Linked DNA regions of Homo sapiens: region 2 is linked to region 1. A link is a loop called in an ENCODE intact Hi-C map of the cell type or tissue named here. Cell type or tissue: endothelial cell of umbilical vein. All regions are shown on one strand. Links, peaks and the distances in the headings refer to the core of each region. The heading gives the core; the rest is flanking DNA. Region 1 has its middle 27 kb from the start of PAPSS2. Region 2 overlaps MINPP1 (multiple inositol-polyphosphate phosphatase 1).

Region 1 (11,536 bases), core at 709-5,708:
ATCTTTTATCTTAACCTGAATATTTTCTTTCTATTGATCCCAGGTCTTTTTAGACAAACTCAACCAGTTGTCAACCAGAAAATGTTTAAATTTACCTAGGGCCTGGAAGCCATGCACCACCTCCCCACCCCCCAACCCTCCCACCCTCCCTCACTTTTGAGTTGTCCCACCTTTCTGGACCAACCCAATGTATTTCTTAAATGTATTTTATGTCTCATGCCTCCCTAAAATGTATAAACCAAACTGCACTCCAACCACCTTGGATACATACTCTCAGGACCTCCTGAGGCCTGTGTCATGCGCCATGGTCACTCATATTTGGCTCAGAATAAAACTCTTCAAATATTTTCCAGAATTTGACTCTTTTCATTGACAGGTGGAAGGAACGTAAAGTTGGATCAGGCTGGATTTATTAATATGGGCCCACTAAGCAGAGATTCTGCATTTAATGCTACAGCTTGGGGAGTTAGAAAAAGGTTTCTAATAGGACTGCAGTGGTGTGATCTTGGCTCACTGCAACCTCTGCCTCCCAGGTTCAAGCGATTCTCCTCCCTCAGCCTCCCAGATAGCTGGGACTACAAGCACACGCCACCATGCCCGGCTAATTTTTGTATTTTTAGTAGAGATTCACCACATTGGCCAGGCTGGTCTTGAACTCTTGACCTCGTGATCCCCCTGCCTCCACCTCCCAAAGTGCTGGGATTACAGGCATGAGTCACTGCGCCTGGCCTCAACTCTTTTATTTGGCTTATGCAGAAGACATATGGATCTGGAGAATGACAGTGGACTATCATAAGCTTAACGAAGTGGTGACTCCAATTGCAGCTGCTATACTAGATGTGGTTCATTGTTTGAGCAAATTAACACATCTCCTGGTACCTGGTAACTTTTTCTTTACTCCTGTCCATAAGGCCCACCAGAGGCAATTTGCCTCTTACTCCTGTCCATAAGGCCTACCAGAGGCAATTTGCCTTCAGCCAGCAAGGCCAGCAATGTCTTGCTCACAGAGATTTTGATCACTTTTCCCTTCCACAAGATATCACACTAGTTCATTGCATCAGTGACACTATGCTAATTGGACCCAGTGAGTGAGAAGTAGCAAGCACTCGGGACTTATTGGTGAAACACTTTCATGTCAGGGTATGGGAAATAAATCCAACTAAAATTCATGGACCTTCTATATCAGTGAAATTTCTAGGGGTCCACTGGTGAGGGGCCTGTTGAAATATTCCTTCTAAGGTGAAGGATACATTGTTGCATTTGTCCCCTCCTACAACCAAGAAAGAGGTACAAGGCCTAGTGGGCATATTTGGATTTTGGAGGCAACACATTCCTCATTTGGGTGGGTTACTCTGGCCTATTTATTGAGCGACCCAAAAGGCTGCTAGTTTTGAGTGGGGCCCAGAGCAAATGAAGGCTCTGCAAGAGGTCTAGGCTGCTGTGCAAGCTGCTCTGCCACTTGGGCCATATGACCGAGCAGACCCAATGGTGCTTGAGGTGTCAGTGGCAGATAGGGATACTGTTTGGAGCCTTTGTCAGGGCCCCATAGGTGAATCACAGTAGAGGCCTCTAGGATTTTGGAGCAAGGCCCTACCATCTTCTGAAGATAACTACTTTCCTTTTGAGAGACAGCTTTTGGCCTGTTACTGGGCCTTGGTGGAAACTGAACCTTTGACTACAAGTCACCAAGCTACTCCACGACCTGAACTTCCTATCATGAACTGGGTGCTTTCTGACCCATCTAGCCATAAAGTTGGGTATGGACAACAGCATTTTGTCATTCAATGGAAGTGGTATATACATGATTGGGCTTGAGCAGGTCCTGAAGGCACAAGAGAGTTACATGAGGAAGTGGGTCAAATGCCCGTGGTCCCCACTCCTACCACCCTGCCTTCTCTCTCCCAGGCTGCACCCATGGCTTCATGGGGATTTCCCTATGATCAGTTGACAGAGGAAGACAAGACTAGGGCCTGGTTTACAGATGGTACTGCACAGTATGCAGACACCACCTGAATGTGGACAGCTGTAGCACTACAGCCCCTTTCTAGGACATGCCTGAAGGACAGAGGTGAAGGGAAATCTTCCTAGTGGGCAGGACTTTGAGCAGTGCACCTGGTCGTGCACTTTCCTTGGAAGGAGAAATGGCCAGATGTGGGATTATATACTGATTAGTGGGCTGTAGCCAATGGTTAGGCTGGATGGTCAGGGACTTGAAAGGAGCATAACTGGAAAATTGGTGACAAATGAATCTTGGGAAGAGGTATGTGTGTGGACCTCTCTGAGGGGTCAAAAGCCGTGAAGATATTTGTGTCCCACATGAATGCTCACCAAAGGATGACCTCAGCAGAGGAGCATTTGAATAATCAAGTAGATAGGATGACCCATTTTGTGGACACCACTCAGCCTCTTTCCCCAGCCAACCCTGTCATTGCCCAATGGGCTCATGAACAAAATGGCCATGGTGGCAATGGATGGAGGTTATGCATGGGCTCAGCAACATGAACTTCCACTTACCAAAGCTGACCTGGCTACAGCCACCACCGATTGCCCAATCTGCCAGCAGCAGAGACCAACACTGAGCCCTCAGTACGGCATCATTCTTTGGGGTGATCAGCCAGCTACCTGGTGGCAGGTTGATTACATTGGACCTCTTACACCATGGACAGGGCAGCAGTTTGTTCTTACTGGAATAAACATTTACTCTGGATATGGATTTCCCTCTCCTGCATGCAATGCTTCTGCCAAGATTACCATCCATGGACTCACAGAATGCCTTATCCACCATCATTGTATTCCACATACAATTGCCTCTGAAAAAGGAACTCACTTCACAGCTGAAGAAATGTGGCAGTATGCTCATGCTCATGGCATTCACTGGTCTTACTATATTCCCCATCATCCTGAAGCAGATGGCTTGATAGAATGGGAAGAATGGCCTTTTGAAGTCACAATCACAGCACCAACTAGGTGACAATACTTTGCAGGCCTGGGACAAAGTTCTGCAGAAGACGGTGGGTGCTCTGAATCAGCATTCAATGTATGAAACTGCTTCTCCCATAGCCTGTCTAGGAATCAAGGGGTAGAAGTGAAAGTGGCACCACTCACCGTCACCCCTAGTGACTCATTAGCAAAACGTTTGCTTCCTGTTCCTGCAACGTTACATTCTGCTGTCAATTAAGGCCTAGAGGTCTTAGTTCCAGAGGGAAGAATGTTGCCACCAGAAGACACAATGATTCAATTGAACTGGAAGTTAAGACTATCACCTTGCCACTTTGGGCTCCTCCTGCCTCTAAGTCAACAGGCTAAGAGGAGTTACAGTGTTGACTGGGGTGATTGACCCGAACTATCAAGATAAAATCAGTCTACTACTACACAATGGAGGTCAAGAAGAGCATGTCTGGAATACAGGAGATTCCTTAGGCCATCTCTTAGTATTACCATGCCCTGTGATTAAGATCAATGGGAAACTATAAAAATGCAATCCAGGCATGACTACAAATAACCCAGGCCCTTCAAGGATGAAGATTTAGTTCACTCCACCAGGTAAAAAATCACCAGCTAAGGGGCTTGCTGAAGGCAAAGGGAATATAGAATGTGTAGTAGAAGAAGGTAGTTATCAATATGAGCTATGACCACTTGCAGAAATGAGGACTGTAATTCCTGTTTATTTTGTTAAGAATATGTTTGTGCATGTTTACACCCATATTGAAGAAATATCTTCATTTACTTGCTTTTACCTTTATCATGTAACATAAGATTTATTGACTTCATAGCAGTATTTAAGTGCTAACTTTATGTAATAGCATTTAGGTTAAAGATTAGTGTGCTTTCGGTTGTATGAAGAATAGTTGTGTTCTGGTAGGTGTAATTATGACCTTCTTATTGTCTTTATTTGGAGATTAAGTATGATTTCAGGAGATGTATATGGGTGCCCAATTGACAAGGTGTGGACTTGTGAAATTAATGTTAGATGTCAACTTGATTGGATTCAAGGATGCCTAGATGGCTGGTAAAGTATTATTTCGGGTGTGTCTGTGAGGGGTGTTGCCAGAGGAGATCGACATTTGTGTCAGTGGACTGAGAGGAAGACCCACCCTCAATGTGGGGGGCACCATACAATCAGCTGCCAGTGTGACTAGAACAAAGCAGGCAGAAGAAGGTGGAATAACCTTGCTGGCTGAGTCTTCTTTCTTTTCTTCCTCCTGCCCTTGGACATCAGACTCCAGGTTCTTTGGCCTTTGGACTCTAGGACTTGCATCAGTGCCTTGCTGGGGGCTCTTGGGCCTTTGACCACAGATTGAAGCCTGTATTATCTGCTTCCCTGGTGTTGAGGCATTCAGACTTGGACTGACCTACTACCAGCTTCTCTCTTCCCTGGCTTGCAGATGGCTTGTCATAGGACTTCACCTTGTAATCATGTGAGCCAATCCTCCCTATTACACTCCTTTTCATATATACATATATCTTATTAGTTCTGTCCCTTTGGAGAACCCTGACTAATACAGATAGTGACCTGGTCACTTCCTTTTTTAAATCCCATAGTAAGAAGAACTTAACATTCCTGGCACTTTTCTCACTGACATGAAGAGAGAGTCTGATGAGGTGGGGACTTGCTGAGCCTGAGTTTCACGTAACCTTGTTGAGTCAGGTTTGTAATGCGGTCTTGGTTGTGCCATGAAACAGAAGCAAAGCTCAGAACAATCTTCTATTTCTTTCTCTTTAACAGCTCTGAGATGTAATTCACATAGCATAAAATGCACCCAATTAAAGTGTGCCATTCAATGAATTTTAGTATATTCACAGAGTTGTGCATCTATCATCAAAATCAAATTTATAATATTTTCATTACCCCCTAAACTTCCTGCACTCCTTGACCATCACTCCACAATTTTCCCAACCCCCACCCCCAACCCAAGAGTCTGGCAATCACTAATCTACTGTCTCTTTATAGATTTGCCTGGTATGGATATTTCATAGACATGCAGTCATAGAGTATATGGCATTTTGTGTCTGGCTTCTTTCACTTAGCGTAGTATTTTAAGGTTCATCCATGTTGTACCATGTATCAGTATTTCTTTTATGAAATATTTTATAAATATTCCATCATATGGATATACCACATTTTATTTATTCATTATCAATGAACATTTGGTTGTTTTCACCTTATGGCTATTGTGACTAGTGCTGCTGTGAACACACACATGCAAGTTTTTGTGTAGATATGTGTTTCCATTTCTCTTGGGCATACACTGAGGAGTGGAATTGCTAGGTTATACGTCAACCTGTTGTTTAGCCATTTGAGGAACTGCCAGACTGTTTCCCAAAGTGACTGCACCGTTTTAGAATCTCATCAGTGATGTGTTAGGGTTCCAATTTATCCACATCCTCCCCCACACTTGTTACTGTCTGTCTTTTTTATTATAGTCATCCTAGTGAGTGTGAAGTGCTGTCTCATGGTTTTGCATTTCATTTCCCTGATGGCTAATGATATTGAACATTTTTCATGTGTTTATTGGCCAATTTGTGTAACTTCTTTGGATAATTTTCTATCCATTTCTCAGTTCTTATCTGCCTCAGTTTCTCCTCTCAGGGAGAAAGCTATCCCAACACAACACTTCATCACTGGCTTCATTCACCTTGTTATAATTTACAACCTCCAGCAAATTATTAAAATAGATTTATAAAGCACCTGAATCAGCCAGTGATTACTTGTGTTTAATAGAGATTACTTGATTTTAATAGAGAGCTCAAGACTTCAATAAAGACTCAGAGAGCTGAAGTCCATTGCAAATGGACTTGTCTTTGGTTAATAGACTTACTTTATCCAAAGGAACCATTTAACTTTCAAGGCATTATTCCCAGGTCTATAACTCAGGATAAGGTCTAGCCACAGAATATCAGAGGAAGGATTCAGAATAGAAAGATTAATGAAATAGAATGGTCACATAGTATGGCTCAGAGCCTTTCAATACCCAAAAAGGGTAACCAACTATCAGGGGTTGCCTGGGACTGTCCTGGTTTTAAAATCAAAAGTCCTGGAAAATATCTCAGTCCTGAGCAAGCCAGTCAGTCGGTCACTCCAGAGCCATATTCATTCTCCAACTTATGTAGGCAATAGAGTTACAACTGAGTGTTAAAAGAAAAACCTAAGACAAATTAAACAGAGTTTAACTGAGCAAAGAATGATTCACAAATCTGGCAACTCCTGAACCTGAATAGGTTCAGAGAGTCTCCGGAGCAGCCACATGGTTGAAAATTGATGGACAGAAAAAGGAAAGTGACAGACAGAAAATGAAAATGAGGTACAAAACTGGCTGGATCAGTTACAGCTTGGCAATTGCCTTATCTGAATGCGGTTTGAAGAGTTGGCCGCCTTTGATAGGCCAAAACTCAGTGATCAACACAAGAGTAGTTTACAGTCTGTTTACAAATCCAGTGACACGGTTTGGCTGTATTCCCACCCAAATCTCATCTTGAATTGTAGTTCCCATAATCCCCACATGTCATGGGAGGGAGCTGGTGGAAGGTAATTGAATCATGGAGGCATTCATGCTGTTCTCATGATAGTGAATAAGTCTCATGAAATCTGATGGTTTTATAAAGGGCAGCTCCCCTGCACACACTCTCTTGCCTGCCGCCATGTAAGATGTGCTTTTGCTCCTCCTTCACCTTCTGCCATGATTGTGAGGTCTCCCCAGCTGTGCAGGACTGTGAGTCCATTAAACCTCTTTTTCTTTATAAATTACCCAGTCTAATTTTTTTTTTTTTTTTGAGACGGAGTCTCACTCAAGTTGCCCAGGCTGGAGTGCAGTGGCGTGATCTCAGCTCACTGCAAGCTCTGCCTCCTGGGTTCACGCCATTCTCCTGCCTCAGCCTCCTGAGTAGCTGGGACTACAGGTGCCTGCCACCACACCTGGCTATTTTTGTTTTGTATTTTTAGTAGAGACGGGGTTTCACCATGTTAGCCAGGATGGTCTCGATCTCCTGACCTTGAGATCCACCCACCTCCACCTCCCAAAGTGCTGGGATTACATCAGTCATTTCTTCATAGCAGTATGAAAATGGACTAATACATCCAGTTAGGTTACAGTTTATTCAGTATGAAGATACCATAAGTTAGGTCAAACTTAAAATATGTAAGTAGGCGCTTTGGATTAAATTTAATTTAGCAATTCCCCAGTTTTGAGAGATTGACCAAAACTGTAGGCATTGATGTTACTCTACTACCATGCTAAATATCCTTATGCTGTCTTAAATCCCATTGAGAAATAGCAAAACAGTGGGTTTTGCAAGGTGGGAATAAAGGCATCTTGTTTTTGTTTTTTAATACACATGGAGTTTTGCCATTTGCCCAGGCTGGTCTTGAACTCCTGAGCTCAAGAGATCCACCCACCTTGGCCTCCCAAAGTGCTAAGATGACAGGTGTGAGCCACCATGCCCAGCCTATGTTTGTAAGGGTTACAGTAGAGGGGACCTTCTTGTGCTGCAATCTCCTGTTTACAGGAGAAAAACGAAACTTGGCCTGTTTTAGGACCTACCTGCTTCATTAAAATTTCAATTTGATTATGTCGCATTTAGCATGAGTGACTCCATTTTGGTTTGGTTTGGTCTGGTCTGTTGTGGCCTACTACCTGAGCTCAATCCAAAATAATGGTCTCCCATCATTTTGTTTAAAAATTCTCCCCTTTTGGTTAGGTTCTCATTTAGGTGAGAGTATAACCAAAACTTACAGCCTTAGCACCACTCTCAGTTATCATCATTTTGGGTTTCCACTCTCAGCATATCATTCTTAGGTTACGTTACCCCATGTTCATATTTCTTTTAGTTTTTATCATTCCAGTTGAAGAAAGACCATTTGACATTTTATGGATGGCTGCTTGCAAATATTTAAAACTTTTGAGGGAATACAACAAACCAGGGAGACTCTTATTACAACTATCAGGAGGGTAATACCAAAAGTTTGAAGTATGCTCCTTAGCCGGGGTTCCCATGAACCAAACCAACTAAAATCAAATAGACCAAAGAATGAGCTAGATAAAAAGTCTATTCATTCCAACCAAGCAGCCTGTTCATTAATTCCCTACAGTCAAGTCTCTATAACGTCCAGTGTATTTCCCCATGGGCAACTAGATGTATCAGCAACTGCACAGATACTTCTGTTTAGCCAGTAGATGATCTAGAGCAATTCTATTAATTAGCACAACATACACAAGAGAGTTTAAAGTCTGTTGTGTAACCATAGCCTTTGCAGTAGAATCTGCTGTACAGATCTACAGACTATTATGAGGTATACATTTCTTTCTTTTTTTTTTTTTTTGAGACGAAGTCTTGCTCTGTCGCCCAGGCTGGAGTGCAGTGGCGCAATCTCAGACCACTGCAACCTCTGCCTCCCAGGTTCAAGCGATTCTCCTGCCTCAGCCTTCTATAGGCACACGCCACCACGCCCAGCTAATTTTTTTTGTCTTTTTAGTAGAGACGGGGTTTCATCATGTTGCCCAGGCTGGTCTCAAACTCCTGACCTCAAGTGATCTGCCAGCCTCGGCCTCCCAAAGTGCTGGCATTACAAGCGTGAGCCACCGCGCCCAGCCGAGGGATACATTTCTAATCATTGCCTCATTTACTTTAAACCATGGAAAAACAGACCTAATAAATGATGCCCATCCAAAAGAATGAAGGCCTCTGGCAATGTTCTCTTTAACCTATGATGTAGGTTAAGAGGTGTGGACAAATGTTCTGGTTTTGATAGATAATGAAGCAACAAAGTTACCATTAAAATTTCTCACTTACATTGGCCCTTCCTCTTCCGTCTGTCAAGGCAGAAGATTGTTTATTGATAAGGCTGGCTGTGACATCCTCCAAAAATAAATGTATACCTCATGAGTGCACACAAGAGGCCCCTTTTTCAGTTCTATTGTTCACAGAGACATAGGCAAGGAAAAAATTTAGAGATGAGAATCTCATGATAGCAGAGAAGCCTTAAAACATGCTCTTGGGAAAAAGCTGTGTATGTCAAAGATGCTGTCTGTTTCTGGGGAGAAACTTCCCTGGTTAGCTTTATCTTAGGTACCCAATGGCTATATAGTTCCAAGAGTCTGGAGGGGAGCTTCTGAGTTGTGAACTCAAGGTTCAAGATCCTCAAGTTTTGCCGCAGTGCGGGTGGCAAAGGTAGTTTTTCTTTGATGTTGTTCTTAGAAGACCCAGTCTCCAGGTTCTATTATAGATTGTGAAGGGTTTGATCGTCCTTAGTCAGTGGACCATGAAAAACCTCTTCACCTGGTGAAAATACACTTTGGCACAATGCATTAAAAGTCTTGCCGCATTTAGTCATATCAGAGTTTAGTGATAAAAGATAATGAGCTTCTATTATTAAGTGCATAAGCCTTCCAGTGATTATTGCATAAGGGGTCAACTTATGTTTTCCGCTTTAAATGGATCTGACTGTCATCATTCTGCAATACCTCTGACCAAGGCAATTCAATATTCAGTTAGTTTTATTTATTGCTATTGTATCTGTAATACCATATTTAACTATTACAACTTGTTCAGTGAAACAAGTACCTCTATCACTAGAGATTTCTCCAGAAATGTCCCATTAGAGAAAAACAATTTCTAATAACCTTTTAGCTGCTGTAATAACATCAATCTTCTTGCATGGGAAACCTTCTATACAACCAGAAAACATGCATTGAAAATAACAATTGCATGAAATCCCTCTATAAATGTTTAAACAGGCCATCAGGTATCAGAAATGTACCTGAAGTTTTGATCATCTTTGCAGGATTTTGGGTTTGACAAAGCAAACATTGGTCATAAATTATTTCAGCAGTTTAGAATAGTCAGTGTGTGTGTGTGTGTGTGTGTGTGTGTGTTTAATTTATATTTTTATTTCTTCCATTATAAGTCATGGAATGCAAAGCTTTTAATATTGGAAGCTTTAAGGACCAAGAAGGTCTAGTTTGCCATCCAGGCTCTCCATAAGTCCATGCTTAACATTGAACTTATACCCTCTTGAATATCAATTTCGTTTCTTCAATTTAGGAGCATAGCACTGTTTATTAGATGAGTTATCATTTGACTTGGAGCATGAAATTCATTCAAATTGCATATTTAAACAATTTCAATACTGACTGATTTAGCTTGAAAATCTGGCAAAGTATTTTCTTGGTATCCAATTAATTTTTATCCTGCTTAGGTTAGCAATTTTATAAACCAGTCGGTTTCTTCATTAGAATTCTGGGAATTCTTACCAAGTCCAAATGTTATTATCCTAAAGCTATCAGAAGCCTTATTCAAGAGTGCTTGTCAGGGTTCTTTTTATCGTTTTCATGAAACTCCTTGAAGACACAATGCTCTAGGATTTTGCTTGCTTGTGAAGTTTCCAGAAACTGTATCAGAAGTAAGCAATTAACTGTGGAAATGACTTAAAATGATCACAGTTAAAGAGTACAATTGAGAAGGAAATTTGGTTATTTTGTGACCTACAAAAATTTAATATAACCATAATTATGGCTGATAGCATACAGACATATCAGAATTTTAGGAATTCCATACAATTTTAGAACATATATTAATAACATTTATAAAAATATAACTTGAAGAAGGTTAAACAGTATTTCTTATTTGACAATGCTTTCCATGTAATTTAACATATCAATACTGTTTATCTCTCTTTTGTATGCTTCAGAGGCCCTCTTTAGCACCCTGAAGTTAGAGGTCAAAAACAACAACAAAAAAGACAAATTTTGAAGTTGAAATGTGATTTCAGGAAGCTTGTCAAATATGCCAAAGGTTTAAAACACTTGGCCAAATAGAATCACAGGTCATTGTAAAATAATAGTCATTTATATAGCCAATGTGATAATGAAAAAGTTTTTAAAAGCACAAATCTTTATTCTCTGATAGTAAGAAGACACAGTTACCCAAGCAATCAAAAGACCTGAGAAAGACAATATGAGAAAAAAAAAATCTGTCTCCCCTTGTCTCCTTTTCTTTGTTTTTTTTTTTTTGCAGTTTACTCAAAAGGTGAACAAAAATATTTTACTGTCTTTTTTTTTTTTCTTTCTTTTTTTGAGATGGAGTCTCACTCTGTCACTCAGGTTGGAGTGTAGTGGCATGATCTCGACTCACTGCAACCTACATCTCCTGGGTTCAAGGGATTCTCCTGCCTCAGCCTCGCTAGTAGCTGGGATTACCACCATGCCTGTCTAATTTTCATATTTTTAGTAGAGATGAGATTTCACCATGTTGGTTAGGCTGGTCTTGAACTCCTGACCTCAGGTGATCCACCTGCCTTGGTCTCCCAAAGAGCTGGGATTAAAGACATCAACCACCACACCCAGCCACTTTTACTTGTCTTATTAATACTACATGAAATTTTTTTTTCAAAAGATAAAACAAAATTTTACTTTTGTATTAGTGTATTTATTGATATCAAAGCTAATTTTAATAAAAACTTATAAACAAACCTCGGTTGGCTTTTGACCACACCAGATTTCCATAAACTTTTCGTAATCTCTCGTACATTTATACAATTCTT
Region 2 (16,682 bases), core at 5,638-10,637, 100 kb after region 1:
TGAAGGCATGACTGTATTTTGAAATGTGGGGATATGAGATTTAGGGGGCCAGGGTTGGAATGATATGGTTTGGATGTTTGTCCCCTCCCAATCTCATGTTGAAACGTGATTCCCAACATTGGAGGTAGGGCCTGGTGGGAAGAGACTGGGACATGGGGGAGGATCCCTCTCAAATGGTTTAGCATCATCCCCTTGGTGACAAGTCAGTTCTTGCTCAGTTAGTTCATATGAGATTTGGTTGTGTAAAGAAGCCTGGGACCTCTTCCTTCTCTCGCTTTCGCTCCTGCTCTCACCATGTGGTACACTGGCTCCCTTTCTCTTCCACCATGACTGTAAGCTTCCTGAGGCCCTCATCAGAAGCAGATGCTGGAGCCATGCTTTTACAACCTGCAGAACTGTGAGCCAATTAAGTGTCTCTTCCCCAGCCTCAGGTATTTCTTTATAGCAATGCAAGAATGGACTAACGCAGAAGTTGTGTTGACTATTGTTGTGTTGGTGTGAAGGCAGAGGAAAAACAGGGTTTGAGTTTTTTCCAAACAACTCCCAAAGAAGGAATAAGTAAAACATCTAACTCATAATCATGAGGTATAAAATTCAAGAGGACTTAGCCAATAATTTTTCAGGCATTTTAAACTATATGGTTCAAATCAAGGTCCCATTCATAGTTAAGAATTTCAGAATGCTCTTCTTATGAACAAGAATGACTAAGCAATATATAAACAAATTTCTACTTCATTGTTTGAAACTCAACTGGCAAAATATCAAACTCGGGTATATAAAAAAACAACTGCCTCCAGGTAATTATCTATGACCAAAAGAGCTTCCAAAGAGCTAATATATAATCCTTCTTAAATAGCTGTGTTTGCCCATTTATAAGGATTACTCACATTTCTATTTTCTTTGACAAAGTTAAGTAGCATAGTGTCAAATGGAAAAACAAATTATGTTTCTATTGCAAGTATACAGACACCAAAAATGGAGACTTGGATACCTTCAACTGGTGGAAGCTGAGACAGCTGTGGAGTTTGTGTGTGTGCACATACAGTAGGGTTTGTTTGTTTTTATAACTTTTAAACACCGAAAAACAAATTCACAAAAGTATTTATTTATGATCCAATTTTTACCAGAAGCCATTAAAGGTATATGCCAGGACTGTATAAAGTAAATCACTAATTTCTATGAAGAAGTGATTTGGTTCCAAGTCTATGAACATGCTGCTCTTTGCCCTGTGTCACAATTTAGAGTTAATCTTAAAAGAGTCCAATCTGGTTCTTAAACCATCTCCTAGGAACTCCAGTTAGTATATGCCCAATCACTATTTGAAGGAACCAAATCTCCAGTTTCTCTTTGAATACACCAAAATCACAAAGATGGTATGACAACTTTTCTGGTTTCACTTCCAACCTTCTCCAACAAACCAAAGCTGGTCTATGAACAAGCCCAAAATACTGGCAACAATAAATGGGTATGAGCATGTGTATATGTCTGAATGAGGGAGTAAGAAAGTGTGTGTGTGTGTGTGTGTGTGTGTGTGTGACAGAGAGAGAGACAGAGACAGAGACAGAGAGAGGAGAGAGACTGACAGAGAGGAGAAAGAGAGAGAAACATAGGCATGTAGGTATAGGAGGGCAAAAAACACAACAAATGTGAAACGAATTCCTTCTCAGTTTATACTCATAATTATGCTCTTCTTATATAAAACCTCTTGCATGTATTTTGTCATAAGATTGCTAAGAGCATAAAGATTGCTATATTTTATCTATGGTCTCATGTGGCTTTGTCACTACCATTCAATAAACAGAGTGGTGAGGTTCAGGATACCATGACAGAAAGGACCAAGTTTTTCCTTTAACAGAAGAATAAGCTGGGCATGGTGGCTCACGCCTGTAATCCCAGCACTTTGGGAGGCTCAGATGGGAGAACTGCTTGAGCCCAGGAGTTTGAGACTAGCCTGGGAAACATGGAGAGACCTTGTGTCTACGAAAACTCCCCACAAAATTAGCCAGGCGCTGTGGCGCATGCCTGTAGTCCCAGCTACTTGGGAGGCTGAGGTATGAGGATCACTTGAGCCCAGGAAGTCGAGGATGCAATAAGCCATGATTACGCCACTGCACTCCAGGGTGTCAGAGTAAGACCTTGTCTCAAAACAAACAAACAAGCAAAAAATACAGGAAGAGGTAAATGTTTTTTAAAGGAGGGCTGCCAAAGCAATCACTCAATCCTCACTGCATCTGTGGTTCTTAACTTTCACAAAGGACATGAAACCATCTGAGAATCTAAGAAAATGGAACTTCGTACTAAAGAAAGGCATGTGGTCCATAAAAACTTAAATATAGTTTTGGGATTTCAGACTCTATACCCCAAGAATCCCCGTGCTATATATTACAATGTGACATCCTGAGGAATAATGTGTCTATAATTCTGTCCCATATTGGTTTATATCCCCAAAGTCATATATATTCCACAAATGTCTGATAATTTTGTCCTAATACTATATTTAAAATGTCTAAGTAGAATGAATATTTAACACCAAATTAAGAAAAATTCAGATGCTCTGCATTCTGATCCAACTAGTCATAGTTCTCAAATTAACTTACATCCCCCATTACATTGTAATGACTATTCTTTCTTTGAGACTCTTGGCAGAAGTATCCCAAAGAAAAGGAATTACACCTTTAACTCTGCTCTCTCCTTGATAAAAATGCATTAAACTTGGAATGTTGCATTTTCCAAAAAGTGACAAAACCACTTGAAAAGATACATATTTTGCTTGAAAATGTAAACTATTAATACAAATATATGAAAGCAAATGAGTAATCTATATAAATGTCTGGATAGAAATATACAGAATCATAATGTTTTAGGTTTGAGATCTGGTCAACCCTTCTTATTTTAGGAATAACAGCGTGAAAATGGTTAAGAGGATTACTGCAGTTCTCCAAATTACACCCCTCCTTTTACTTACAGAAATTGGTGAGGAGATTTTATTATGTCTTCAACCAAAAACAAAGTTTAAGTCTAAAATCCTGTCTTTTAATGAGGGTTGATAACTATGTGTGTGTTCAAAGTAGATAAAGGATACAAAGCAACTACTTCAAGTTATTCAAAAAGCTCAACCAGAAAAAACAACTAATAATTGCATGTTTTCCCCCCAAATGTACTCAGCTAGATCTTTCTAAGCTCTTAATTCACGTTTCACACTCAATTGATGTTATGCAAAGTATGTTTTTAAACATGATCCAGGAATATCAAATACAGCTTTACACAACTCATATAATTCCCATATTTATGTAAGTATACAAATAAGCAACATGAACTGCCAGATGCTTTGGGAAGAAAATTACCAGAAAAAAATTTGTTGTTAAGTCTTCCACATCTAATTGAAACATCAGTTCCAGTGAGTATTTGGAGAAGCACCAATCCAACAGCTTAACATAAATCAAGAACTAAAATGACTCAAGTATGACATTTTTCTTCCTCAAGCAAAAATACACTGAAACAGTTTCCACTTCCAGTCAAGACGGAGTAATAGGGACCAGATTTACTGTCCTACCTTAAAGTACCAGAAAGCTGAACAAAACATACAAAGTTTCAGACACTCAACAATAGTTATAAGAAAAGGAAGGCAAAGGAGGTGACTCCAACAACTGCCCCAGCTTACTGCCGAGTTTCCAGACTATGGCACAGGGAGGGGATGCCCAAACAGCTCGGGAAGTCGCCCTGAGCAGCTGAGATGGGAGTGAGAATTTAGGGAGGCCACACTGGCTGAATTCACAGCAGGAGTACCTGAGAAGAGAGTGCTGCAGACCAGCAGGGGCTCCCTCAAATTTTCAGCTGGCACTGAACAGCACATGCGTATGAGAAAACTATCCAAATCCCGGAGAAAAAACATTGAAAAGGAATAGGTAAAAAAAAAAAAAAAATTAGCAGAGCTAATTACAGATTACTCCTATCTATAATCCCAGTGACTCCAGAAGCAGAGGGGAAGGACTGCTTGAGCCCACCAGGAGACCAGCCTGGGCAACACAGTGAGAAAAAAATAAAAATAAATAAATAAATAAAAATAAGTTCCATGTATTAAAAATTTTTTAAGGATTAGCCAGGCATGGTGGTATATGCATGTAGTCGCAGCTACTTGGGAAGCTGAGGTGGGAGGATTGCCTGAGCCTGGGAGGTTGAGGCTGTAGTGAGCTATGATCGCACCACTGTTCTCTGGCCTGGGTAACAGAGTGAGACCCCGTCTAAAAAAAGAAAAAAAATTCCCAAAGCTAACACAAAAAAACAGAATAGTTTTCACATAAGCCAGAGTGGGAAAACCTCAAAATACACAGGGTACATATAAATACTCAGGGTGAAATGCCTCAATAATGGGGCAAAATCAGTCCATTAATATATATATATTTTTTAAGAAAGGCAAACCATAGACTAAGAGAATATATTCCTATAGAGCATAAATCTGACAAAGGACTTGTACCTAGACAACACACACACACACACACACACACACACACACACACACAAACAGTAATAAAGATAACCCAATTAAAAAGCACACAAAATAAAGACTTCACCAAACTAGATATATAGATGTAAATAAGCACATGAAAAGATGCTCAGTATCACTAATCATTATGAAAATGCAAACTAAAACCACAACAAAGTACTACTACACACCCATTAGAATGGTTAAAATTAAAAAGACCTGCCATATGAAGCGTTGGCAGGATGTGGAACAACTGAAACTCTCATACATTGGTGGGAAAAGTTTGGCAGTTTCTTAAAAAGTGAAAAAGACGGCCGGGCACGGTGGCTCATGCCTGTAATCCCAGCACTTTGGGAGGCTGAGGTGGGTGGATTATCTGAGGTCAGGAGTTCGAGACCAGTCTGGCCAACATGATGAAACCCCATCTCTACTAAAAATACAAAAATTATCTGGGCGTGGTGGCACATGCCTGTAATCCCAGCTTCTTGGGAGGCTGAGCCAGGAGAACTGCTTGAGCCCACGAGACAGAGGCTGAAGTGAGCCAAGATCGTGCCGCTGCACTCTAGCCTGGCCAACAGAGTAAGACTCTGTCTCAAAAAAAAAAAAGTGAAAAATACACCTACTTAAGACTCAACCATTCCATCTAATTAGGTAGGTTCCCAAGAAATCAAATCATAACATACAAAGATCACAAATATTCAGAAGCATTATTTGCAATAGCCTTAAAACTGTGAATAACCAAATGTTCATCAAAAGGTGAACAAATGGTGGTGGATCTATGTAACAGAATACTACTTGGTCTTAAAAAGGAATGAACTATTAGATTCATCAGCAACACAGATGAATCTTACAATCACTATGTTGAGTGAAAGAAGCCCAACAAAAAAAAATTCACTATGATTCCATTATATAAAATCCTAGAAAATACAACTTAATGTATAGTGACAGAAAGTGTATCAGTGTTACCTGAAAATGGGGGTAGAAAGTGAATTAGAAAGGGTCACAAAGAAACTTGGATGTGATGGATATTTTATCTTGATTATGGTGATGGTTTCATGGGCGTATATATATATGTAAAAACTGACCAAATTGTACACTTTAAATATGTACAGTTTACATGAATTATACCTCAATCGAGTTATTAAAAAACACATCAAAACAATTACTAAGAGCTGATATGCTGAGATTAGTGAAAGAAAAGTCTTTGGTAGCCTACTTCAAAGACTCCTCATAAAGCCTTTACCAAACCCCAAAGAGTTCAAATTAATTCTCTCTCAGTAATTTTGTTTTTATCTGTTTTAGTGCTATTATAAGTGTTCTCTAAACTTTGAGTTTGGAGACAATTTCAATGCATTCATCTTTGTATATACCCTCTGTTGCCAGCCAAATAACCTGAACATAGTGGGTTATCAAAGATAACCTGGAAAACGCTGTATATTTATTTCAATAGATTTGTCCAAATATTCTTGAAAAATAACAATAGACTTTACTTGTCTATGTTCTAATTAAGGAGAGAGATGTTTAAGTGTAAACCTCAGAATACATGGAACTTATTTAAAATTAACACAAATAACTAAAGCAGAAATAGGAACAATCTTAATTTATTTATTTATTTATTTAGAGACAGGGTCTTGCTCTGTTGCCCAAGCTGGAGTACAGTGGCATGATCACGGCTCACCCTAGACTCGAGCTCCCTGGCTCAGGTGATCCTCCCACCTCAGCCTCGTGAGTAGCTGGGACTACAGGCACATGCCACCACGCCTGGCTAATTTTTTTTTTCTTTTGTAGAGGTAGGGATTACCCCTGTTGCCCACGCTGGTCTCAAACTCCTGGGCTCAAGCGATCCTCCTGCCTTGGCCTCCCAAAGTGCTGGGATTACAGGTCTGAGCCACCACGCCAGGCCAGGAAAATTTTTAAATCAGCATCTAGATGACAGGTAAAGTATACTGTTTTTCTCTGGCATAGATAACACCCTAACAGCTTATTTCCCAACACTGTCTAACTCAAACCATCAAATTAACTTGGGCATTTTACATTTTCATTCCCACATAGGCCTTTGCTCAATACTCTTCTTCCTTGATGTCTTCCTTATTCTTCTCTAGCCAAATTTTGCCTGGAATGATTGTCATGATGGTATTAATAACAATTAATAAAATACTTAATTGTGTAAAGCATAGTAGTAAAAGATAAATGTGTCTTTACATGTATTTGTGTGGTACACAGACATACATGAACACAGAACTCCACTCAACCTTCTCAACACCTTGAAACATGAGTATTACCTGAATTTTAAAGATGACAAAATTTTGGTTAGGAAACGCTGAACAAGGATTTGAGTTTTAATAATCCTATGCCAATGCAAATTCCATTACACTACAGTGTCAATGATTAAGGCTCACCTTACATCTTACATCCACACAGAAGCCATTTCCAACTACCATGAACTGCAGAGATGACTTACTTTCCCAAGCATCCTTTCGCTTTTGACTAAATTACTTTCTTAAGACATCTTCCTTACTAGACTGAGAGCCCCTTGGATGTAGCGGGTATAACTTCTTATCCATGTTTATGTATTCCCAATGCCTAGCATTGTGACCACACATTGTATGTGCTCAAAAACTGCTTGCTGAATTGAAATGAACTGAGCCTTTAGTTATGGAGCCATGAAATAATTTCCTAACCTCTTAGGTGGTAGAAGCATTTCTTCCATAGAATCTCTGACACAGTTATCCAGATTCAACTAGCATATTTCTAAAATAGGACACTTACTACTTCACAAAACAGCCTATTCTACTTATTTAACAGTTATTAAAAAGTTGTGGGGTTTTGTGTGTGTGAGGTTTCTTTTTTTAAAATAGTAACTGAAACAAGATTTGCCTTCCGGTTCTACTGTTGGGGTCAGCACAGAGTAGGTATACTCTCCAACTATGACAAGAATAGATATGACAACAGATTTAAGAGTGATTCTTACAAAACTGGATACAATTCAACAAGAATAGTTTTAAAAAAAAATGTACAAAGGTAAAATAATTGTGCAGAAATAATGAATAACTACTTAGTAGACCTACAATCTAGTGATAGTCAAAAAGTGTCTATTCAAAAGGCAGCTGGACATTTGAATATGAATTCAGAGTACAGCCAGGCTAGTTATATAAACTTTTACTTATTAATATTTAGCCAGTATGTGGCCGGGCACTGTGGCTCACCCCTGTAATCCTGTAATCCCAGCACTGTGGGAGGCCAAGGCAGGCAGACCACCTGAGGTTAGGAGTTCAAGACCAGCCTGGCCAACATGGCGAAACCCTGTCTCTCTACTAAAAATATAAAAATTAGCTGGGCATGGTGGCAGGTGCCTGTAATCCCAGCTACTTGGGAGGCTGAGGCATGAGAATCACTTGAACCTGGGAGGTAGAGGTTGCAGTGAGCCGAGACGATGTCACTGCACTCCAGCCTGGGGGATAGAGCGAGACTCTGTCTCCAAAAAAAAAAAAAAAAAAAAAAAAAAATATTTAGCCAGTATCTTTCAACACTACAGAGATTCCTAGCACTGAAAAGATTCCTGATACCCCTGGCTAAACTCCATGGAACTGTGACTTCAAAAAGTTGGCAAAAACACCTAGAATTGGCGTACATTTCTAAGAACTTTAAAGCAGCAAGTTTCCCCTGTTACAATGGGCTAATTGACCAAATAACTAAAATCACTTGGTGTCACTACACATTTATCTCAATGCTGCCATCTTACGTTAAAATATGGGACTACACAGCTTTAAAAAGCCATACCTTATAGACTATGAAATCTGAAAATATCAATGATTTGAAACCCAACAAAAAGGTAGAAAAAAAAGGTTAACACTGAGAGTTGAGGTATTTAGTAACAGTAAAAAATATTTTATAGTAATTAACTTAAAATGGAAGATCTCGAGGCAAGTAATTATAGACCCAAAATAAATCTTTGAGAAAACATGAAGTAACTTGTTGAAATCCTCGAATCTAAAAAGATTATATTAACAGATATATGGGGAAGGAGACAGTAAAATAAAATCTGGAGATACTTCATTTCTTCAGTGAATTCAATCTGCTTTTCTAATCACAGCTGCTTAAATAGAAATATCTGCTTAAATAGAAATATCTGCTTAAATTTGCTGGTTTTAACTTTAATCCCATTACTATAGTGATGGTGCAAAAAGGAAAATAAAAATCAAGTTCCTAATAAAATGCAAGGAGCTGAATTTCAAGGGCCGGTTATATTTAACTGAAAATTTAACAATTTGCAATCTTCCATTTTTTCCATGAAGTAAAACCATGCTATCAAAATTATGTTGAAAAAAAAATTCAGTGGCACTGAAGAATGTCCCTGATTTAATGTTAATATTAAAAAAAACCAATCTGTATACATACTAACATTCTAACAAGGGGTAGGGGTGGGATGGAGAAAGCAAAAATAGCCTGGGAACTTGGGAAAGTGAAAGTCATTTTGTCAGAAAATATGGATGTCAAAATACTCACTTATAAACTCTAATTCCAAATTTAAAAAAAGGATTTTAAGTCATGTACAAAAAAAAAAAAGGCTAATGTTTTGATAGAAGAGATCAGGAAAAACACAAAGATAAACATTCTATTAAAAGCTTATTATTCTACCACACTGGTGCCTGACTGTCAATGTGTGGAGAAAAGCAGTAAGTAGGAACTCTCTGTACTTTCTACTCAATTTTGCTGTGAACCTAAAATTACTTTTAAAAGTCCATTAGTTAAAAACAAACAAACAAAAAACAACTTACTTGCTCCTTGCTGAGCATATATTGATTTTCTTTAGAAGTGCTTCTCACAGCACTAGTCAATCTGTTTTTAGGAGAGAAACCTGACAGAAGTCTCAAACCGTACTTTATTCTCCTTTCCTATTTTAAGGTTTAATCTTAATTCAGCAAAATAAGCATCTTTTAAAATCCTCATCAGTCTTTTAGTACAGAGATACCCAGTCCCAGGAAACCATCTGCCAGTTTCTTCATCATCGCTCACTGCTGAGCAGTGTTTGTTGATTCCTTCTTCAGTTAGAACAAGAGGCGGTGGCCAAAACGATTTCCTGTCTTAAAGGGTCAAACTCTCTCTTTCAACTTCTTACATTGTTTCACAATCTTACATAAACAGTTATATCATTATACATGGCTTTTATAAAATGTTTTTATTTTCTCTAGACTGTAAGAGCCACAGTGCAATGACTTTGCCTCAGTCATCACTGCCTGACATATAAACATAGTAGCTGCTTTGTTGAATGAATTTTCCTTTCAAGCCACAAGGCATAATCATCCAAAAGAAGTAAAAATGTTTTCCATCTTGCAATGAAAAGGAAGTTAGTTTAATAAATGACGCCATAAAGTTTGAAAAGAATAAGTCTCACAAAGCTCTTGTTTTCATTATTTGGACAATTGCCAAGGGGGGCAGGGGTGGTAGAGGGGAAGGGTGTGTGAATATCTGAAAAAGACATTAAGGACATGTTTGGGCCAGAGAACTATCACATATAATACCAATACCATGTCTGTATATCATATTATACTAAGTGCTTTAATAAGTATTATCTCACTTGATTATCACAATTCCATGAGTCAGGTGAGGTATAGGTTGAGTATTCCTTATCCAAAATGTTCGTGACCATAAATCTTTTGGATTTCAAATTTTTTCAGATTTTGAAATATTTTCATATATATAATCTTGGGGATGGGACCCAAGTCTAGACATGAAATTCATTTATGTTCCATATACACCTTACATACATAGCATGAAGGTAGTTTTATACGATATTTTAAATAATTTTAAAAGTTTCAACTACAACCCATCACAGGAGGTCAGGTGTGGAATTTTTGACTTGCTGCATCACATCCGCACTCAAAAAGTTTTGGAGTTTGGAGTATTTTGAATTTTCACATTAGGGCTAGGCATTCTTCATTCCTCTTTTCCAAAGTAAGGAATCTGCAGCATCCATAAAGCAGGACCAGGAGTCAAACCAAATCCAAGCAACTGCCTACTATGTCATATTGCCTCTACACCACAGAACTGCACCTGCTACTACAAGCCATGCATGAAAATTCACCTCATTAGCTTCTCAGTTTATTAAAATACCATCAGCTACTAGCTACCAAAAATGGAGTGCTCAATTAGTTGCATTTTTCCCTCTGTAATTTATTTGTAGGTGAGATAAGCAAATTATAAGAAAATAAGCAAGATGATGAGGAGGAGGTTCCAAGAACAGCTCCAGTCTACAGCTCCCAGTGTGAGCCATGCAGAAGACAGGTGATTTCTGCATTTCCAACTGAGGTAGCGGGTTCATCCCACTAGGGCTTGTCAGACAGTGGGTGTAGCCCACGGAGCATGAGACAAAGCAGGACGGGGCATCGCCTCACCCGGGAAGCGCACGGGGTCAGGGAATTCCCTTTCTTAGCCAAAGGAAGCCATGACAGACAGTACCTGGAAAATCAGGACACTCCCATCCTAATACTGCACTTTTCCAATGGTCTTAGCAAACGGCACACCAGGAGATTATATCCTGCGCCTGGCTCGGAGGGTCCCATGCCCACAGAGCCTCGCTCACTGCTAGCACAGCAGCCTGAAATCGAATTGCAAGGCAGCAGTGAGGCTAGGGGAAGGGCGTCCACCATTGCTGAGGCTTGGGTAGGTAAACAAAGCCGCCAGGAAGCTTGAACTGTGTGGAGCCCACTGCAACTCAAGGAGGCCTGCCTGCCTCTGTAGACTCCACCTCTGGGGGCAGGGCGTAGCTGAACAAAATGCAGCAGAAACTTCTGCAGACTTAAACGTCCCTGTCTGACAGCTTTGAAGAGAGTACTGGTTCTCCCAGCACGGAGTCTGAGATCTGAGAACGGACAGACTGCCTCCTCAAGAGGGTCCTTGACCCCCAAGTAGCCTAACTGGGGGGGCACCTCCCAGTAGGGGCCGACTGACAACCCATCCCCTCTGAGACGAAGCTTCCAGAGGAAGGATCAGGCAGCAACATTTGCCATTCTGCAATATTTGCTGTTCTGCAGCCTCCGCTGGTGATACCCAGGCAAACAGGGTCTGGAGTGGACCTCCAGCAAACTCCAGCAGACCTGAAGCTGAGGGTCCTGACTGTTAGAAGGAAAACTAACAAACAGAAAGGACATCCACACCAAAACCCCATCTGTACATCACCATCATCAAAGACCAAAGGTAGATGAAACCACAAAGATGGGGAGAAACCAGAACAGAAAAGCTGAAGATTCTAAAAATCAGAGCACCTCTTCTCCTCCAAAGAAACACAGATCCTCACCAGCAATGGAACAAAGCTGGACGGAGAATGACTTTGACGAGTTGAGAGAAGAAGGCTTCAGACGATTGGTAATAACAAACTTCTGTGAGCTAAAGGAGGATGTTCGAACCCATCACGAAGAAGCTAAAAACCTTGAAAAAAGATTAGACGAATGGTTAACTAGAATAAACAGCCTAGAGAAGACCTTAAATGACCTGATGGAGCTGAAAACCATGGCACGAGAACTAAGTGATGCATGCACAAGCTTCAGTAGCCGATTCAATCAAGTGCAAGAAAGGGTATCAGTGATTGAAGATCAAATGAATGAAATGAAGCGAGAAGAGAAGTTTAGAGAAAAAAGAACAAAAAGAAATGAACAAAGCCTCCAAGAAATATGGGACTATGTGAAAAGACCAAATCTACGTCTGACTGGTGTACCTGAAAGTGATGGGGAGAATGGAACCAAGTTGGAAAACACTATTCAGGATGTTATCCAGGAGAACTTCCCCAACCTAGCAAGGCAGGCCAACACTCAAATTCAGGAAATACAGAGAACGCCACAAAGATACTCCTTGAGAAGAGCAACTCCAAGACACATAATTGTCAGATTCACTAAAGTTGAAATGAAGGAAAAAATGTTAAGGGCAGCCAGAGAGAAAGGTCGGGTTACCCACAAAGGGAAGCCCATCAGACTAACAGTGGATCTCTTGGCAGAAACTCTACAAGCCAGAAGAGAGTGGGGGCCAATATTCTACCTTCTTAAAGAATTTTCAACCCAGAATTTCATATCCAGCCAAACTAAGCTTCATAAGTGAAGGAGAAATAAAATCCTTTACAGACAAGCAAATGCTGAAAGATTTTGTCACCACCAGGCCTGCCTTACAAGAGCTCCTGAAGGAAGCACTAAACATGGAAAGGAACAACCGGTACCAGCCACTGCAAAAACAAGCCAAATTGTAAAGACCATCGAGGCTAGGAAGAAACTGCATCAACTAATTAGCAAAAAACCAGCTAACATCATAATGACACGATCAAATTCACACATAACAATATTAACCTTAAATGTAAATGGGCTAAATGCTCCAATTAAAAGACACAGACTGGCAAATTGGATAAAGAGTCAAGACCCATCAGTGTGCTGTATTCAGGAGACACAACTCATGTGCAGAGACACACATAGGCTCAAAATAAAGGGATGGTGGAAGATCTACCAAGCAAATGGAAAACAAAAAAAAGCAGGGGTTGCAATCCTAGTCTCTGATAAAACAGACTTTACACCAGCAAAGATCAAAAGAGACAAAGAAGGCCATTACATAACGGTAGAGGGATCAATTCAACAAGAAGAGCTAACTATCCCAAATATATATGCACCCAATACACGAGCACCCAGATTCATAAAGCAAGTCCTTAGAGACCTACAAAGAGACTTAGACTCCCACACAATAATAACGGGAGACTTTAACACCCCACTGTCAACATCAGACAGATCAACGAAACAGAAAGTTAACAAGGATATCCAGGAATTGAACTCAGCTCTGCACCAAGCAGACCTAATAGACATCTACAGAACTCTCCACCCCAAATCAACAGAATATACATTCTTCTCAGCACCACATCACACTTATTCCAAAATTGACCACATAGTTGGAAGTAAAGCACTCCTCAGCAAATGTAAAAGAATAGAAATTATAACAAACTGTCTCTCAGACCACAGTGCAATCAAACTAGAACTCAGGATTAAGAAACTCACTCAAAACCGCTCAACTACATGGAAACTGAACAAACTGCTCCTGAATGACTACTGGGTACATAACGAAATGAAGGCAGAAATAAAGATGTTCTTTGAAACCAATGAGAACAAAGACACAACATACCAGAATCTCTGGGACACATTTAAAGCAGGGTGTACAGGGAAATTTATAGCACTAAATGCCCACAAGAGAAAGCAGGAAAGATCTAAAATTGACACCCTAACATCACAATTAAAAGAACTAGAGAAACAAGAGCAAACACATTCAAAAGCTAGCAGAAGGCAAGATATAGCTAAGATCAGAGCAGAACTGAAGGAGATAGAGACACAAAAAACCCTTCAAAAAAAATCAGTGAATCTAGGAGGTGGGTTTTTGAAAAGATCAACAAAACTGATAGACTGCTAGCAAGACTAATAAAGAAGAAAAGAAAGAAGAATCAAATAGACACAATAAAAAATGATAAAGGGGATATCACCACCAATCCCACAGAAATATAACTATCATCAGAGAATAGTATAAACATCTCTACGCAAACAAACTAGAAAATCTAGAAGAAATGGACAAATTCCTGGACACATACACCCTCCCAAGACTAAACCAGGAAGAAGGTGAATCCCTGAATAGACCAATAGCAGGCTCTGAAATTGAGGCAATAATTAATAGCCTACCAACCAAAAAAAGTCCAGGACCAGACGGATTCACAGCCAAATTCTACAAGAGGTACAAAGACGAGCTGGTACCATTCCTTCTGAAACTATTCCAGTTAAAAGAAAAAGAGGGAATCCTCCCTAACTCATTTTATGAGGCCAGCATCATCCTGAAAGCCTGGCAGAGACACAACAAAAAAAAAGAATTTTAGACCAATATCCCTGATGAGCTTATCCACCATGATCAGGTTGGCTTCATCCCTGGGATGCAAGGCTGGTTCAATATATGCAAATCAATAAATCAGTAATCCATCATATAAACAGAACCAAAGGAAAAAACCACATGATTATCTCAATAGATGCAGAAAAGGGCTTTGACAAAATTCAACAGCCCTTCATGCTAAAAACTCTCAATAAACTAGGTATTGATGGGACATATCTCAAAATAATAAAAGCTATTTATGACAAACCCACAACCAATATCATACTGAATGGGCAAAAACTGGAAGCATTCCCTTTGAAAACTGGCACAAGACAGGGATGCCTTCTCTCACCACTCCTACTCAACATAGAGCCAAATCATGAGTGAACTCCCATTCACAATTGTAGGGATGTGAAGGACCTCTTCAAGGAGAACTACAAACCACTGCTCAAGGAAATAAAACAGAACACAAACAAATGGAAGAACATTCCATGCTCATGGATAGGAAGAATCAATATAGTGAAAATGGTCATACTGCCCAAGGTAATGTATAGATTCAATGCCATCCTCATTAAGCTACCAATGACTTTTTTCACAGAATTGGAAAAAACTACTTTAAAGTTCGCATGGAACCAAAAAAGAGCCCACATTGCCAAGACAATCCTAAGCCAAAAGAACAAAGCTGGAGGCATCATGCTACCTGACTTCAAACTACACTACAAGTCTACAGTAACCAAAACAGCATGGTACTGGTACCAAAACAAAGATATAGACCAATGGAACAGAACAGAGCCCTCAGAAATAATACCACACATCTACAACCATCTGATCTTTGACAAATCTGACAAAAACAGGAAATGGGGAAAGGATTCCCTATTTAATAAATGGTGCTGGGAAAACTGGCTAGCCATATGTAGAAAGCTGAAACTGGATCCCTTCCTCACACCTTATACAAAAATTAATTCAAGATGGGTTAAAGACTTAAAAGTTAGACTTAAAACCATAAAAACCCTAGAAGAAAACCTAGGCAGTACTATTCAGGACATAGGCATGGGCAAGGACTTCATGATTAAAACACCAAAAGCAATGGCAACAAAAGCCAAAATTGACAAATGGGATCTAATTAAACTAAAGAGCTTCTGCACGGCAAAAGAACCTACCATCAGAGTGAACAGGCAACCTACAGAATGGGAGAAAATTTTTACAATCTACCCATCTGACAAAGGGCTAATATCCAGAATCTACAAAGAACTTAAACAAATTTACAAGAAAAAATCAAACAACCCCATCAAAAAGTGGGTGGATATGAACAGACACTTCTCAAAACAAGACATTTATGCAGCCAACAGACACATGAAAAAATGCTCATCATCACTGGCCATCAGAGAAATGCAAATCAAAACCACAATGAGATACCATCTCACACCAGTCAGAATGGCAATCATTAAAAAGTCAGGAAACAACAGGTGCTGGAGAGGATGTGAGAACACTTTTACACTGTTGGTTGGACTGTAAACTAGTTCAACCATTGTGGAAGACAGTGTGGTGATTCCTCAAGGATCTAGAACTAGAAATACCATTTCACCCAGCCATCCCATTACTGGGTATATACCCAAAGGATTATAAATCATGCTGCTATAAAGATACATGCACATGTATGTTTATTGCGGCACTATTCACAATAGCAAAGACTTGGAACCAACCCACATGTCCATCAATGATAGACTGGATTAAGAAAATGTGGCACTTATACACCATGGAATACTATGCAGCCATAAAAAAGGATGAGTTCATGTCCTTTGTAGGCACATGGATGAAGCTGGAAACCATCATTCTGAGCAAACTATCGCAAGGACAGAAAACCAAGCACTGCATGTTTTCACTCATAGGTGGGAACTGAACAATGAGAGCACTTGACACAGCATGGGGGACATCACACACCTGTCATGGCGTGGGCCTGTCGTGGGGTAGGGGGAGGGGGAAAGGATAGCATTAGGAGATATACCTAACGTAAATGACGAGTTAATGGGTGCAGCACACCAGCATGGCACATGTATACATATGTAACAAACCTGCACATTGTGCACATGTACCCTAGAACTTGAAGTATAACTTTAAAAAAGGTGAAAAAAAGAAAATAAGATGAACAAAAACATGATATAGTAATACAAAGGAATATTATTCAGCCATGAAAAAGAATGATACATGCTACTGCTACATGTACAACATGGAAGAACCTTAAAAATATGATGCTAAATCATAAAAGCCTGTCACAAAGAACCACATATTATATCATTCCATTTATATGAAATGTCCAGAATAT

Evidence for each region. A loop is a pair of places that touch in the nucleus more often than their neighbours do. Peaks named below come from ENCODE experiments on the same cell type or tissue, not always from the same donor. Only the 100,000 strongest peaks of a DNase experiment are listed, where the experiment ranks them.
Region 2: it touches region 1 in a loop (3-fold over the local background); 5 of 110 quality-filtered maps call a loop at or near these places.

What each region holds. Positions count from the first base shown.
Region 1 is chr10:87,627,507-87,639,042 of GRCh38, reverse strand. No RefSeq gene overlaps it. Among named protein-coding and RNA genes, the nearest start is that of PAPSS2, 27 kb to the left of the region's middle. RefSeq lists enhancers at 1-179, 1,758-1,807. In endothelial cell of umbilical vein, for the core only: no CTCF peak of the experiment used is centred there; a DNase peak (open chromatin) is centred at 3,142; H3K27ac peaks cover 1,912 bases.
Region 2 is chr10:87,525,350-87,542,031 of GRCh38, reverse strand. All of the region lies in intron 4 of MINPP1 (multiple inositol-polyphosphate phosphatase 1), which reads right to left. Among named protein-coding and RNA genes, the nearest start is that of MINPP1, 29 kb to the right of the region's middle. RefSeq lists a silencer at 4,743-4,792. In endothelial cell of umbilical vein, for the core only: a CTCF peak has its summit at 8,235; DNase peaks (open chromatin) are centred at 8,221 and 9,641; H3K27ac peaks cover 1,450 bases.